Regions from separate parts of the Homo sapiens genome. Here region 2 is linked to region 1. Evidence: read pairs that join two places in POLR2A ChIA-PET (ENCODE). Cell type or tissue: Panc1. All regions are shown on one strand. Each heading gives the region's core, and the rest is flanking DNA. Links, peaks and the distances in the headings are about the cores only. Region 1 overlaps IRS1 (insulin receptor substrate 1). Region 2 has its middle 530 kb from the start of NYAP2.

Evidence for each region. ChIA-PET counts read pairs that join two places held together with the same protein. Peaks named below come from ENCODE experiments on the same cell type or tissue, not always from the same donor. Only the 100,000 strongest peaks of a DNase experiment are listed, where the experiment ranks them.
Region 2: POLR2A ChIA-PET joins it to region 1 with 6 read pairs; 2 of 35 experiments call an interaction of 5 or more read pairs at or near these places.

Annotation. Positions count from the first base shown.
Region 1 is chr2:226,784,818-226,790,207 of GRCh38, forward strand. All of the region lies in intron 1 of IRS1 (insulin receptor substrate 1), which reads right to left. Among named protein-coding and RNA genes, the nearest start is that of IRS1, 12 kb to the right of the region's middle. In Panc1, for the core only: no CTCF peak of the experiment used is centred there; no DNase peak of the experiment used is centred there; H3K27ac peaks cover 1,298 bases.
Region 2 is chr2:225,928,089-225,933,478 of GRCh38, forward strand. No RefSeq gene overlaps it. Among named protein-coding and RNA genes, the nearest start is that of NYAP2, 530 kb to the left of the region's middle. In Panc1, for the core only: no CTCF peak of the experiment used is centred there; no DNase peak of the experiment used is centred there; H3K27ac peaks cover 259 bases.

The DNA of each region.
Region 1 (5,390 bases), core at 91-5,090:
TAGCAAGAATAGCAGGGTACCAGTCATAAATGTTTTTGACCACTAGAGAAGCTCCTCTTTGCTTCAAGGTAGAAATTATCTCAGCAATACACACTTTCCTTAGGAGACAGGGTAGATTCTCCTTATTCCATTCCTGTCCAGTGTTAATAACTTTGGAGAAAATAAGTGACAGGACATCACTAGTGTAAATAAATTTCATTAATTAGTTGTATGTAGTCTTATGTATAAAATAAATTGCTCCCAGAATTTGAAATGTTGAAAGACTATTCCAATAAAAAGCATTAATTCTTTTGAGCACTGAAAAATATGAGACATTGGTATCCAGAAAGTCTTCAAAAAGATCCTTAACCTTAATACTTAATCCCATTATACCATATTAAGAACTAGTTATTCACTCAGTCTTGGGGGAATGAATGCCTAAGTACCATGAAAGTGAACAGGAAAAGAAAATAAAGTAGTAAAGATTTAAATTGGTGGTGTTTAAAAACTTAAGACACTTTTCTGGCCAGGTGTGGTGGCTCACACCTGTAATCCCAGTACTTTGGGAGGCTGAGGCGGGTGGATCACTTGAGGTCAGGAGTCTGAGACCAGTTTGGCCAACATGGTGAAACCCTGTCTCTACTAAAAATACAAAAATTAGCCAGGTGTGGTGGCGCACGCCTGTAATCCCAACTACTCAGGAGGATGAGGCTGGAGAATGGCTTGAACCTGGGAGGCGAAGGTTGCAGTGAGCCAAGATTGTGTCACTGCACTCCAGCCTGGGTGACAGAGTGAGACTCCGTCTCAAAAAGCAAACAAAAATAAACAAATAAATAAATAAGACACATTTCTTAATTTGAACATTTCCAACTTGAAAAACCAGATCATTTTTTAACCTATGCTTTTCCCCTTTCACTGTTATGCTAGATTAATCACTAGAAACTTTTCTTTTTTTTATATATATACTTTAAGTTTTAGGGTACATGTGCACAATGTGCAGGTTAGTTACATATGTATACATGTGCCATGCTGGTGCGCTGCACCCATTAACTCGTCATTTAGCATTAGGTATATCTCCCAATGCTATCCCTCCCCCCTCCCCCTACCCCACAACAGTCCCCAGAGTGTGATGTTCCCCTTCCTGCGTCCATGTGATCTCATTGTTCAATTCCCACCTATGAGTGAGAACATGCGGTGTTTGGTTTTTTGTCCTTGCGATAGTTTGCTGAGAATGATGATTTCCAATCTCATCCATGTCCCTACAAAGGACATGCACTCGTCCTTTTTTATGGCTGCATCGTATTCCATGGTGTATATGTACCACATTTTCTTAATCCAGTCTATCGTTGTTGGACATTTGGGTTGGTTCCAAGTCTTTGCTATCGTGAATAGTGCCGCAGTAAACATACGTGTGCGTGTGTCTTTATAGCAGCATGATTTATAGTCCTTTGGGTATATACCCAGTAATGGGACGGCTGGGTCAAATGGTATTTGATCACTAGAAACTTTGTGAACCTGAGGATTGAAAAGAGACGTGGAAAGTAGTGTGTCCTTTTTTTTCCCTTTAAAAGTAACAACAACAACAACAAAAGAGAACAGTAAGTCTGTGATACAAGGTGTATTATCTGCTGTGCCCCTTTAAGTGCTGAAATTTGGGATCTGAGCATATTCTTCCATAGAAGACTTGGAGCAGTTGGGCATTTAACCAACTTTTTATTACAAAGCTTCAAAATTTATAAGCAGTCTATCTCTGGAAAGATAAACAAAACCCAGCAGTGATGGTGGCCTATGAGAAACTGGGGACAAAGGTGGGAGGAAGCCTTATTTTTCACTCTCTACCTTAAAAAAAAAAAAACAAAAACAACAACAACAAAAAAAAACCAAAAAAAATTGGAAACTTACAGCATGTACATGTATCACCTATACAAAAATACAGAGAAAAAAATAGTGTGAAGAGACCCAGCAAGCTATTATAAAACTTGGTAGTCTAAAAAAAAAAAAAAAAACTTTTAAAACATGTTTCTGTAAGAGACTACCACAAACTTAAAAATAAACGTGACTGCATATCATCAAAACAGAGGGAGAAAAATCTCAAAAGCAATTATACTTGCAGCCAGAAGCAAGCAAGGAACCACAGTTCAAAGTGTTGGACCTTTTCTTCATTAAAAATAAAAACCACCCACCCAAAGGAAAAAAAAGAAAAAAGTCCTTGAATAACAAAGCTAAGATAGCAAGAAAAGACTTTAAAATTTATTTTGTAGCCCCCACTTTCCCCCCAGGTTTCCTAACACTGACCACCCCATAACAAGTCCACATTCAACCCCTCTTCATTTAACAGCTGGATGCCTCTTCTTCTGGTTGCTTTCACTGGGACTAAAGATCCAAAGCAAAGATATCTTTTTTCCTGCTTTTTGTCAATATTATGTTTGCAAGCTTAATATCCAAAAATGGGCCATTCTTCCAAATGAGAGTTCCTTCCTGATTATTTAGTATGCTGATGGTATTGTCAGACAGGAAGCCATGGTTAGAAAGATTCAGAAAAATACAAACCTTTAAGCTAGATGGGCACTTTTGCCCTTTAGGTTTATGAAAAATGCCAACTTTTGTGAACTACACAATCGGAATCTTGATTTGGTTTTCCCGGATAACTTATGTCATAAGAAATTTGGTAACTCCTTTGGTGATCTCCTCTCAGTACCATTTTTCCCTCCATTTCCATGAATCTACCTTCATCCCCTTTCAATAAAAGGTGTACTATTTGGAACATGATAGGTGCTCAATAGAGCTTACTGAGTAAAAGAAGGGGAGGGGAAGAACAAGAAAAAATGGCTTAGGGCCTATTTGACAAAAGCAGATAATTTATGTTAGGGTTGAGAAATGGGTGGTGGGCTTGAATAGTATTAAAGACAATTAAAGATCTTCTGATCTTCTGATTGTCCCCACAACCCCTAAAACTCAAGGGTAAACATAATTATTTTTCATATCCATAGAGCCCTCCAAATAATTTTTAAGTGAATAGGGACATGATGATTGGAGAAGATTAGATAAATTATAGTTGACTACTTAGCAATTACTCAATATTCCAGTGGCCTTTAACTAACTGCTAAATGTTTATAAATGTCTTTTATTATTTTGCTAGCTCACTTAGATCATATCCTTCCTAAAAGTAAAAATCATGACTTTCTGTGCAAAACATAATTTGTTTGCCACATTACATATATTCAAAAAAAAAAACGTCTCTTTGATCATTTCAACAAACGTGAGAAAACTTCTCAAGATTAAGTGATATTGTTCAGCAATATGACCTAAATATGTCAGGGAGGATCAGAGAACATGCATTAAAGTATTCTTTGGTCAACAATAAAAGTGGAGTGCAAGGATACATATGTAATATGCAATATTTATAAAACTTGGGATGGTAAAAAGGAATACAATGAATGCAATCCAACTCAGCTTACTCAATAAAACATTCCTGGTAGAGTAATAAAACCACAAAATCTCTACTCTGCTTTAAGAAAACTGCAACTAGAATCATAGTCTGACCCATGTATTCAACTCTACTGCCATTATCAATGGAAAATACAGAAAAAGGGTCAAAAAGCCTTTTCAACATAAATACATCTTTTTCAAAGCTCTATTATTCAAAGATCACTGGCTCACTGAATAAGCACAAATAACATTTATCCAACCAAATTTATTTCAACAAATAGATTATAGCAGAGCCTGCTGCAAGAATACTATTAAAATGGAAAGTGTTCCTTTTATCATACATGACAGTACCTTATACTTGTCCAATCCATCTTCTCCCTTTTTGTGAATTAAGAATGGGAGAGGTACTACCATTTCCAAAGTATAAGACAAAAATAGAAGCAAATAGATGATACTTACTAACCTATCTTCTTAAAAAGCTTTACAATAAATTTTTGTAACTATGTCATATTAGTTTGAAATTAGTATGCAATTATTATATCATACTAACGTTAAAATGTAATTTTAAGTTAAAATTCAATATGATTACACTTTCTGAACATGTTTCAATAACATTTTAAAGACAGCTCTCAAAGTCTGCTGCATAGCTATGGACTAATAAGGTAACGAAGGAATAAATCAGTTACATAATTATAAATGTGGTAGAGGCAGGATCTATTATTTTACATGCAAAAAAATACTAGTATGAAAAAAAGTTACAGGATCTTTAGTGTGAAACTGGCTTCAAGCATGATTCACAAGAAGCTATTTTCCTTGAATACAATTTCCAGTAACTTTGTAACATGAGGAAATAATTGAGGAAATGGCTTTCTTTAAAACAAAACAAAACCTTAAAACTGTGAAATGTTCCAATATACTAAATTACCAACCCATCAAAATAAAAGGAACCATTTATATACTATTCAGCTAAGACACATATCTGATTATAGTGAGAGGATTGGAAAAGCATAAGTCCGTGGAGTTTCTTAAGAGGCAACAGACTATTTTAATGACTTGTGAAATCCACATGGAGGGACAAAAAAGGTCGGAGCTTCTGAATATATTGGCAACTCAACAGTCAAGATAACACAGGGTTGGAAAAGCAGTGTTGGCTCAACTAACTAATCAAAAACCCTAAAGCACAAAAAATCTGGACAACACTAATTTTGCCAGCAAGAGAAATATTGAGTTGTTTCATACACCTAAGAGAGAAAAATAAAGCTAAAGAAAAAATTGTGGAAGGCCTCCTATAGTCCCCAGTTGGCTTCTCAAATTTCCTTACCATTCACTTAAATGGCTGTCTCACTGAAGAACACTGATGGTACAAATGAGACACATTATCCACAAACACACCACCCCTGAAAAAGAGGTGATTTCCAACAGGATGCATGTGTTAATTTCCACAGTGTGCACTGGTTAAAGCTTACTCTATAGTGTGGGGAGGGGTGGGATGTTTCTGAGAGCTGACCTTAGGATGTAGGAACTAGCAGGTGCCTTGCATTCCCACACACATTTTATTTTTAAAAAGGCGGAAGGAAGAGGAGCATAATTCAGTCTAGAGATGGTTCCAAAAACTTAGGCTGGTCGATCAGGAGGGTTTGTCTTAGGGTTTGTTAAAACTCGAAAATGCCCCCTTGAAGCAAGAAAAGTTAATGTCAGGCCTGAATCAAACAATGTTTTCCTTCCAGGCCCCAGTCTGTCCATAAAGAATGTCTGATCCAAAGGCTAGAAATGGACAGAACAGGCTATTCTCATGCTTTATCATGACCCTGTCAACAGCTTCTTCGGAAAGAATCCTCATTGCAACTGACCCATTAAAGAGTATCAGTCATTTTCTCCACAACATTCCTATGTTTAGAGCTGCAAAGGAGGTTAGAATAATTTAGAACAAAATCCTCAAGTTACTGATGAAGAAATAGGTCCAGAGAAATTAAGTGACTTGC
Region 2 (5,390 bases), core at 172-5,171, 860 kb before region 1:
CATAATATAACACTTTGAAGAAACCTAGATTTCCAGGGCAAAATAACTCAACAAGCTTTATTATCAATTGATGTGTGTTTGTGTGTATAATTCTAAAAATGTAAAATGAGTAATCATGAAAGTTAAGTTTACCTTTCTTTATTATGTTCATCCAAATTTATATTTACAGAATTAGAATACTTTCCTAGATGTCACCCAGAATCAAAAGTTCTATTACACCGATAAATGTGAATTTCCACATGAGAAAATTTGCTTTCTCCACTCTGTGTTTTATGTGGCTGTTACTGAAACAAACCAAATGGGTAAATCAATACAAATGGCCCTTGAGGCCTAGAGAGAGCACAAGAAAGTGTAGCATCATTAAACTAAATTATGAACAAGCACTTAAGAAGACAAATAAGTATTTTGTTACCATAAGTCTTCATTTTTTTATGGTGATGATAATTGAAAATGTTTACAAAACATGCATGGTACCAGAAACAAGTCTTCTGTGATTGTGTCCTAATACTTAGGTATACCAAGTTGCTATGGCTGTTTTAATCAGATAGAAAAGTATAAATCTAGAGATGAAAATCTGATAGCATTTTCTCAAGCCCCAAACTCTATCTGGTATTAGGAAACACATAACTCGGGAGGAGTGATAATCAGGGAGGTGAACATTGGAAGAGTAATGGGGCCAGCTAGAGAGCATGGGTTTCACCTTGTTACTCTATAAACATGAGTCTGGAGCTGAGCCTAAAGAAGGAAGACACAGGAGGGGATAAAAGGAAATAATGCTAAGGGCTCAGGTAAGTGACGAGGACAGAACACAGAACACAGAGGCTGCAAAGATAGGGGCTGCCCTTCCTGTTTCCTAGGAAACTGCTCCCAGATACCCAGGTTTATATCATCCACAGGCTTACAGCAGATGAAAATGAAGAACTAAGCCCAATATTCTACAAACAGAATACACGCCCAGGAGATAGATCCAAGGACATGATATGTGAATAAAAATTATTTTGAAAAAGTCTGGAGCAAATGCATCTCAGAAGAAAGAATAAATGACCCGGCATTTTTAAAACTCAAAATTCAGGGCATAAGTGACTTTTGGTCCTGAGCAAAACTATGTGTGATATGCACTTCATAAGTGACAGTTTAGGGCAATGGTCATTATATAGTGGATTAGAACCAACCCTGGGAGCAAATCAAAATACATAATTTTTTTTTTTTTTTTGAGACAGAGTCTCACTCTGTCGCCCAGGCTGTAGTGCAGTGGTGCTATCTCAGCTCACTGCAAGCTCTGCCTCCCGGGTTCACATCATTCTCCTGCCTCAGTCTCCCAGGTAGCTGGGACTACAGGTGCCCACCACCACGCCCGGCTAATTTTTTTGTATTTTTTTTTTTTTTTTTAGTAGAAATGGGGTTTCAACGTGTTAGCCAGGATGGTCTCGATCTCCTGACCTCGTGATCTGCCTGCCTCGGCCTCCCACAAAATACATAATTTTAATTAACCTTCTTATATAAGGCATGTAAATTTAATATTAGAAAAAAATTACCTGTATTATAATTTAATTTAATAATGATGTTTGAGGTCTTCTAACCAAGACAATTTATTTTGTTTTATACAAATAATTTTAAGTCTAAACATAGGAGAGGTTTTAGAAAAAAAAATTATATAAATTATTTTCATGACAGATGTGCAGGTTTTGATATAAACATAAATCCTATCTGGAAAGCTCAAATTCTTTACTGTCTTTGTGAAAGATGGTTTTCAACAAAACATTATGCTTTTTTGCCCATACTAGCTACCAGGATCATGAATCTGAAGAAATTATACATATATATACACACATAAAATTATTATATATAGACTATATATATATTTGTCACTGCCGGTTGTTATTTTGACAGATTAAATAGAAACTGAATAGATAACTTTTACTTCACTGAATCAAAAACGCTCTTTATTGGTTATAAATGACATTGAAATACACTCCTGCAAAGCACATCAGAATGGTTTATGACTTTTTAAGGAAAAATATTATATTCAATGGGCTGACTGAAAATTTGCCTTAAACATAGTGACTCTATTCTATGTGAAAAATGATATAATTTAAAGAGACTGCAAAAACATACATAAATTAGTTTTATTTGTCTTTGACAGCTATGGTACAGCCCGTAGTACTCACACATATGCATTTATCTTCCCTTTCCAGGTTTCTGGAATGGTTAGCCTTTGTTACCCTTCCATCCAGGTAGCAATGTGCAACTGTTTCTGGTCCAGAAGCAACCAGCAGTGACATGGGTCACTTCCCAGCTAAAGCATTTCATTGCTGATATGAGTCTCCATGCACTCTTTCCCTCTATGATAATCATGGAGGAAGACTCATATTCTAATGGTGGAACTATGGATTTGAAGGTTCGTGTGTCAACAAAATCTCTACCTGGAGGAAACCTGCCTGAGAGAGTTACTTGGATGCACAAAAACTTAGCATGACTCAGAAAGAAACCTCTGGGGTGTGAAGCCACTAACTTGTTTTGATTGTTATTTCAGCACAACCTAGAATATACTAATGAATATAAATTTAGACAGCACTTTTTGTGCCATGATATTCCCATGTAGTGCTTAATGCACAAGTATTTACGTTTTGACCTATTATATTTAATTCAAAAAAGCTTATTAGAAGCTGAGGCCAAACTAAATAAAAAGGGAACAACATGCCCAAATTTAGTCAAATATTGGACTCTTCATCTTCATACAACAATTTGGAATATAAAAGAATGATGGCAGAGAGTTAATACTTCAAATATTGCATTGTAAGCTATATTTTTCTTAGAAAAGGATCTCCTGACCCATATAAACAGATATTTTTTAAGCAGTACTCTCTACTATGTAAATATTCTATAGCAGCCAGTATCTCTCATTTACAGGGTATTATCGTTGGCAGTAGGACATGAAGAGAAATCCTGAGGGTGTTTATGTTTAGGTGTCTTATTTCTGGAGGGCAGGAAATGACAAATACTGCCAAAAGAAACCTGCCCCATGCCAGCAGTCCTTAGAGACTTTAATAAAGTTCAAAATTTTTATATTAATGTTACTATTCTTTTTTTAGTGAGTTTAAAATAGCACATTTTGAGAAACAAATTTTCTTTTCTTGAGAATGAAATATTTTTAAGAGGAGAGCTTTGGTAGAGATTTTCTTTATTCAGGAGACTTTACACTTATGAGAACTAGAGGGAAGTTATGAAAGTCATAAGAGAAATAATGTTTCACTACCAAAATTGTTTGTCATTTTGAGTTGCCTTGTCTAAAGAAGAAAACATATTTGGTTGATTCTCCTAATATCTTGTTACAATTTATTCAGTGGGAATTTATGAAGTGATGACATAAATGGGAAACCCTTGTAATCAACACTTTTGTATTCTAACTGCCTTCTCTTCTTGGTCTTGGGTCATCTTGTCATCTACTTCTTCACATCATCAACTTTTCTTAGGTGAAAATACTGATATTCTAAAATTGACTAAACCTAAGCATGGGGAATATTTTTACTTTAATTTTTTTCCTTAAAGTTATGGGTTTGTGTGTGTGTGTGTGTGTGTGTGTGTGTGTGTGTGTAGCACTATAAGGATAGAACAGAAACAAACATTTTTTAGAATCATCTGTTAAAGGCAGAATAATACACTCTCCACCAAAGAAAAGGTATCTACATCCTAAACCTCAGAACCTGTGACTATATTATGTTACATGGAAAGGGGAATTAAAATAAGGTTGCTAATTTTAAGGATGCTTATTTCCTTAAAACAGGGAGATTGTCCTGGATTTTCCAGATGGTGCTAATGGATCCTTAAATGTGGAAAAGAGAGGCATATGAGGGTCAGTGTCAGAATGATATGATGTGAAAAAGACTCAACTTGCCATTGATAGCTTTGAAGAGGGAAGAAGAAAGCTATGAGCCAAGAGATGTGAATGTCCTTTGGAAGCTGAAAAAGGAAAGGATATGGATTTACTCTTAGAGGCTCCAGAAAGAAATGCAGCCTTACTGACATCATGGTTTCAGAGTGAGAACCACATCAAATTTCTAACCTAACAGAATTGTAAGATAATAAATTTGTGTTTTAAGCTAGTAAATTTGTGGTCATTTACTACAGCTGCGATAGAAAACTAAGACCTTTATAATGGCCTATGAGAATAAGACAATTTGAAAAACACTGTCCCTTAATTCTTTGAGTATTAAGAAGTATACAGTAACCAGTTTTTCTTAATTTCAACCAACAATCAAATAATAATAATAATAAAATAGAGGCTAGGCACGGTGGCTCACGCCTGTAATCCCAGCACTTTGGGAGGCCGAGGTGGGTGGATTACTTGAGGCCAGGAGTTCAAGGCCAGCCTGGTCAACATGGTGAAACCTGTCTCTACTAAAAACGCAAAAAATTAGCCAGGTGTGGTGGTGCATGCCTGTAGTCCTAGCTATTTGGGAGGCTGAGGCAGGAGAATCGCTTGAACCTGGGAGGAAGAGGTTGCAGTGAGCCGAGATCGTACCATTGCACTCCAGCCTGGGTGACAGAGTGAGGCTCTTGTCTCAAAAAATATAAAAAAAATAAAAATAAAAATAATTTCGAAAGGGAATTTTACTGGAAATCAGCATCATTCTCCAGACTCTGTTTTGGGAAACAGAATATAATTCCTTAAAGAAATGAATGAACATGCTAGATTTCCCCAATGCTTGAGTTTGCCCTGATGCATCTCTGCTGGGAAATTGAGAAATGAACTACACTGTCTTGTGAGATGTTTCTATGCAACAAGTCTATAACTGAACAAGAATAAATCATAACAAGTGAGAATCTTGAAAGGTCAAGCCATAAGGTTCACCACTGAGTTGGACTGGGTCAGAAGCTGGGAATGTTATTTAATACTGAGACAGATTGTAAACTTGCCAATCCAATCACACTCTACTTTGATGTTATGCTTTTTGCTTTGAGGCTCTGGTTTATGGCAGTTGATGTTTATTTTCACATATACTTTCCTTTCTTCCTACTTTATAAAATTCTTGGAATTGGTATTTCTGCATCCTACTTAAGGCAAAGCATTAATTCAAGCCAACTAGTAAGCTCCTACCCTCTCTTGGTTCCAATTTCAACCCCATTATTGTATAAAATTTCATGTTTACAACGTTCTAACTCTGTGTTAAGAATAACAGCCTCAGTCATCAAGGCTTATGGGGCTTTCCACATTTCCAAATCAGTCATGAAAAAAACATGGACTAAAACCAAACATTTTAAAATGTATTTTGTGGAGTAATAACATTCATCTAACTGCAGATAGAAACTTTTTTGTTCAGCCCAGAGATCATTGCAGTGATTCCAAATGTTTAGTCAAGACAGTGAAGACAGACTCTTTTCAAGCCACT